Regions from separate parts of the Homo sapiens genome. Here region 2 is linked to region 1. Evidence: read pairs that join two places in POLR2A ChIA-PET (ENCODE). Cell type or tissue: A673. All regions are shown on one strand. Links, peaks and the distances in the headings refer to the core of each region. The heading gives the core; the rest is flanking DNA.

Region 1 (2,909 bases), core at 253-2,752:
ACAAAACAAAAATAACCCTATTAAAAAATGTGCAAAGGATTTGAATGGACTTTCTCCAAAGAAGATACACAAATGGCCAACAAGTATATGAGAAGAATGCTCAAGATCACAAATCATTAAGAAATTCAAATCAAAACCACAAGGAGATACCACTTTGCACCCTTTAGGATGGCTACTATAAAAACACAGAAAATAAGTGTTGGCGAGGACGTGGAGATGTTAAACCCTCGTGCACTGTGGCTGGGAATGTAAAATAGTGCAGCCACTGTGGAAACAATATTGTGGTTCCTCAAAAATGTAATAATAGAATTACCATATGATCCGGCAATGCCACTTCTGGGTATATATTCAAAAGAATTGAAAGCAGGGTCTCAAAGAGACATTTGTACAGTCGTGTTCCTAGCAGCATTATTCACATTATTCACAGTAGCCAAATGGTGAAAGCAACCCAGGTGTCCATGGACAGACAAAAGATAAACAAAACGTGGTCCATCCAAACAATGGATGTTATTTAGCTTTTAAAAGAAAGGAAATTCTGCCACAACGTGGATGAACCTTGAGAACATATGCTGGTGAAATAAAGCAGTCACAAAATACATGTTGTGGCTCACACCTGTAATCCCAGCACTTTGTGAGGCTGAGGTAGGAGGATTACTTGAGCCCAGGCGTTAGAGGCCAGCCTGGAAACATAGTGAGACCTCGTTTCTAGCTCTCCTACTTCCTAGTGGGGTGACCCTGGGCAAGTGATCTATTCCCTTGGGACCTCAGTTTCCTCATCTGTAAACAGAGATAATAGCAGAATGGCCCTTATGGGTTTGTGGTGAAGAATAAATGAAACAGTATATATAAAAAGCACTTAGAAGAGTATTTTAGCCCAATAGCAGGTGTTAAAATGTTCACTATTATGCGCAGAAGGATGGGCTCTGCACTTAGAAAGCTCTGAGTTCAAGTCCCACCTCTGCTGCATTCCTGCTGTGCAGCCTGGGACAAGTTTCTTTGCCTCTCTGAGGCTGCTTCCTATGCTGCAAAAATGAGTGTGATAAGCTCTACCTCAAAGGACTGACAAAAGATACTATTTGGCAAAATTTTCAGTGTGGTGGGATAACATTTTTGAAATTAACTGGTGTGTGTGTGTGTGTGCGTGTGTGCTAAAAACACAGGGGCTTGCTATGTTGCCCAGGCTGGAGTGCAGTAGCTATTTCCAGGCACCATCAAAGCATAATACAGCCTTGAACCCCTGGGCTCGAGTGATCTTCCTGCCTCAGCCACCCAAGTGCCTGGGACGACAGGCACCTGTGTGTATCAAATCATATTTCTTTTTACCTTTTGGTCCTTGGCCATCCTGCGCCCCCACTGTGACCCCTGTCACTGCCTCAGGAAAGGGATGTAATGCAGAAACAGAACAAGCTGGGGTTTTCAAAGGAATAGGGATATGAGGAAATGGCCAGGGCTCTGGTAAGACTGTGAGTCTGGGAGCAGAGGGAAAGAGGAAGTTTGTCGGCTTCCCTCCTGTCAATCAGAGCCTTGCTCAGCTTCTCTGGGAGAGTCTTGAGAAGCAGGCAAGTCCCCGAGAAGACGCTGTTTCAGGCGGTATCTCTGAGAGCTCCCCAGAATCAGTGCTACTCTGAGAGAGGGAGGGGAGAGTTCCGAGAGTCCTGTGTAATGGAGTCTGTGACAGTTCCCCTCGGTGCACTGACGGCTCGAAAGAACCTTGAGCTGAGACAGCAATGCGTGCCCACTTGCTAGGCACTCATGATAGAGCAGCGATTAGTCATCCTCGTGTCCACACCCCCGTTCCGGAAGTCCTCTTTTCCTGAAGCTTCTTGTCCCTGCACGGTCCCAGACAGCCTGACTATGAATCCCACCCTCTGTGCCCGTCATACGTGACCTTGGGCAGGCTCCTTAGTCTGTCTGTGCCACAACTTCCTCATCTGTAAAATGGGGGAAGGGAGATCCCTAACTTGTAGGGTTGCTGAAAGGATTAACCGAGTTAATACACACAAAAGTGCAAACAACAGTGCCTGGCACAAAGTAAACCCACAATAACACAAATGATAGCATCATCCTCTTGGCTCATCCACCATCTTTCTCCACTGTCCCTGGCAGTGACCCTACTGATTCCTCTGAAAAGCTCTCAACATCCCATATTATCGCTTCCCTCTCTATGGCCAGAGTCCAAGCAAGAGATGGTAATAACTGTGATTGGCAGAATGGTCCCACAAAGGTGTCCGTGTCCTAATCCCTGGAACCCGTGAGTGTGCTGCTGCCTTACATGGCAAAGGGATGGTGCAGAAGTGATAACGATGACTCATCTTGAAACAGGGAGGTTAACCTGGATTATCCAGAGGGGGCTAATCTAACCACGTGAGCCCTTAAAAACAAAGAACTTTCTCTGGCTGGAGTTGGAGAGATGAGTCAGACGGGGAGGTCAGAGAAATCTGAAGCATGAGAAAGACTAGAACCATTGTTGCTGGTTTTGAAGATAAAGGGGCCCTGAGCCATGCGGGATTGGGAGGCCTCTGAAGCTGAGGCTGGCCTCCAACCGATGGCCAGTGAGGACACAGAGGCCTCGGTTCTATAGCAGCATCGAGCTAAATTCTTCCAACAGAGTGGGGCTAGAAGCAGACGATTCCCTGGAGCCTCCAGCCAAGAGCCCAGGCGGCCAACACTTTGATTTTGGCCTTGAGTGACCTGGGGCAGAGGAACCAGCTGAGTCCACTCAGACTTCTGACTTAAGGAACTGTGAGATAATAAACACTCATTGTTATAAATAGAAAACGAATACAATAACCAAAATGTACTGTAGTATTAACCACCTGCCAGGCACTGTCCTAAGCACTTCATGGTAATTCAGTCTCGTAACACAGTTCCCCACCATACACACACAGAAGTTGCAGCCGAGAATGGCT
Region 2 (2,909 bases), core at 203-2,702, 55 kb before region 1:
TGCAACCTCCACCTCCCAGGTTCAAGTGATTCTCCTGCCTCAGCCTCCTGAGTGGCTGGAATTACAGGCCTCCGCCACCACATCTGGCTAATTTTTGTATTTTTAGTAGAGACGGGGTTTCACCACATTGGCCAGGCTGGTCTCGAACTCCTGACCTCAGGTGATCCATCTGCCTCAGCCTCCCAAAATGCTGGGATTACAGGCGTGAGCTACCGGCTTTAATTTAAATGTAAATAGCCATGCGCGGTTAGTGGCTACTGTTATGGATAGCGCAGGTCTGGAGTATGCAATACAATTTTTTTTCCCATGATGGGAAGGGACATTAAAATAATTAAGCAACACGAAACTCAAAACTGGGATTGGGAGGCCAGAGGTGGGTCTCATTACCAAAAAGCAAGAAACAGTTTTAGAAGGCAGTGAGGAGTAGTGGGGTTACTCACAGGGGCCTTGGAGTCAGACCAACCTGGGTTCAAGTCCTGCCACAACTACTTTATGCAGTGAACCTGGTCCCTGTCCCTGTGTGAGCCTCAGTTTTCTCAGCTGTAAGAAGGGTTAATACCAGCATAGTCCACTTAGAGGACTAACAGGGATGATGAGTGGGGAGCTACCGCCCACACCACTCTCTGGGCCTGTTGTCCACTACGTACCTTGCTTTTTTCTCTCAGAGTCCTAGAGATCACGCTTTGTTCAGTACAACTCTTCCTCAGCTCTGCCCTAAGCTTCTTCATTTCTTTCTCCATGTCTTGGATTTGCTGAAAAAGTTTCAACAAGAGTGAACCTCCCTGATGGGGGCAGGAGCTGCCTTCTTGGCTGAGAGGTCTGAGCCCTCATCATCCCCTGGCATCCCATCCATTAAGGTGGAAACCTTGTCTGGTATCAGCTTATTTAATTCCTTCTCCTGGAGGAAGGTTTTACATCTCTCAGCAAAATAGACTTTATTTTTCGACTGATATATTAAAAGTTCTGGATAAAGGAAATTAGTTTCTTTTGGAAGTCAGTACAGCTCCTGGATTAAGGACTACAGGACACCCATCAACTCACTTGAAACCCTGCTCTTGGGTTATATTTTTGAGTTCAATCTAAAGGGCCAACTGTTTGGAAGACTCAACAGGCAAGGTCTGGAAGAACGGAACAATGAAATGTTTTTTCTTTTTTGTTTGAGGCAGAGAGTAAAATGTTCCTGGCCTGGAGGAACGGTGCTGGCGTGGGGAAGAGCAAGTTGGAGAAGCTGAACTTCCCGAGTGGAAAACGCACACCTGGTGATGTGCAGGGTGGATTCGGAGGGCGTCAGGAATACACCTCCTTTGACTTTTAATGGTCTTATTTTCATTGTATTTATTTTTATGGTTACCTTCTACATAAGGCAAATAACTTTTTCTTTTTTTGAGACAGAGTCTCGCTCTGTTGCCCAGGCTGGAGTGCAATGGCACGATCTCGGCTCGCTGCAACCTCTGCCTCCCGGGTTTGAGCAATTCTCCTGCCTCAGCCTCCCAAGCAAGCAACTGGGATTACAGGCACCCGCCACCATGCCCAGCTAATTTTTTTGTATTTCAGTAGAGACGGGGTTTCACCGTGTTCCCCAGGCTGGTCTAGAACCTCTGAGCTCAGGCAATCCACCCACCTTGGCCTCCCAAAGTGCTAGGATTACAGATGTGAGCCACTGCCTTGTTTTGTTTTTACAAGTGGGTGTTAAATAGTTGTGTTTAAATAAAAATACTTCAGGAAGTGTCAACAATGGTGCCTGTGGCTAGGATAAAACTTGGGACAGTGGAATACATGTTTGGGAGTCACAGGTCAGGGGTGGGGCAGGGGACCATGTGGTGGCCAGCTGGCCAGCCTCCTGTCCCTGTCCCCGGTCTCAACCCCAACCTGGCCCCAGGGGAAACCCTTGAGGGAGCTAGAGCCAACTGCCCAGGGAATCCTGGGGCCCCTTCACCCATCTCTTTCTTGCAGAAGCAGCAGATCAAAGAGCAATGAGACTATGTTAAACAAGCAAGCACAGAGCCCCAGAGCTTCATGCTTAGTGATGGCCCAGGATCCCACCAAGAACCTCAAGGTCAAACTCTGTTTTTTCTGGTGGTACCTACAAAGGAGGAAGCTCAACTCACGGTTTTGCAGAGTTTTAACTCTTTCTCCTGGGCTTCCCTGAGCTCCCTGTGAGCATCTTCCTGTTTTAACTCTTCCTTTAGCACCGAGCACTGTGGAGAAAAGGGCAACACAGAAAGAGGCCAACGTTGGCCAGGTAGGGTTGTCGGGGGAAGGAGGGGCTCCAAGGCCCCATGTGAGCCCCTGAGAGCATTTCCTGCTGTTTCCATCCAGTCACGCACTGAGATCCCAAAAGGCATCCCATGGTGTCTGACGGGCACACAGGATCCCAAAGCTGTTCCTGCTTCTCCACTCAGGAAATCAGAGGAATAAAGCCACTACTCTCATCTTCAAAAGCCAGCAATCTAAACCACAAGGAAAATCCAGCTTTGGAGAGTCTGTGCTGAGGAATAAACACGGATGTCCTTGGAGGGCCACTAGCGAGCCTGGACGGCTCTCAGTGCTTCATGCAATTCACTCCTCCAAGACACCACTGCCCTGGGAGCGGCGGTGAAAATGGAACAGCCGTTCTGGAGGGCAATTTGGCAACGGGCATTAAGAACATATATAATGGGCCTCCTTTTTGACCCAGAAATTCTGCTTTAAGAATGTATAAGGACAATGGCTGGGCAAATCAGCAAGTCTGTAGGTTCAGGGATGTTTTTGAGAGTATTGTTAGCCATAGTGAACAAAAAGGAAATACCCGGCTGGGCGCGGTGGCTTGCACCTGTAATCCCAGCACTTTGGGAGGCCGAGGTGGGCAGATCATGAGGTCAGGAGATTGAGACCACCCTGGCTAACACGATGAAACCCTGTCTCTACTA

Evidence for each region. ChIA-PET counts read pairs that join two places held together with the same protein. Peaks named below come from ENCODE experiments on the same cell type or tissue, not always from the same donor. Only the 100,000 strongest peaks of a DNase experiment are listed, where the experiment ranks them.
Region 2: POLR2A ChIA-PET joins it to region 1 with 17 read pairs; 2 of 35 experiments call an interaction of 5 or more read pairs at or near these places.

What each region holds. Positions count from the first base shown.
Region 1 is chr1:15,260,253-15,263,161 of GRCh38, reverse strand. All of the region lies in intron 2 of FHAD1 (forkhead associated phosphopeptide binding domain 1), which reads right to left. Among named protein-coding and RNA genes, the nearest start is that of FHAD1, 14 kb to the right of the region's middle. RefSeq lists an enhancer at 1,541-1,600 and a silencer at 1,375-1,669. In A673, for the core only: no CTCF peak of the experiment used is centred there; a DNase peak (open chromatin) is centred at 1,691.
Region 2 is chr1:15,315,667-15,318,575 of GRCh38, reverse strand. FHAD1 (forkhead associated phosphopeptide binding domain 1) reads right to left here. Exons shown (of 34, transcript NM_001391957.1): 9 at 2,109-2,198; 10 at 648-752. LOC124903852 (a long non-coding RNA gene) reads left to right here. Exons shown (of 2, transcript XR_007065481.1): 2 at 1,167-1,732. Among named protein-coding and RNA genes, the nearest start is that of FHAD1-AS1, 27 kb to the left of the region's middle. In A673, for the core only: no CTCF peak of the experiment used is centred there; no DNase peak of the experiment used is centred there.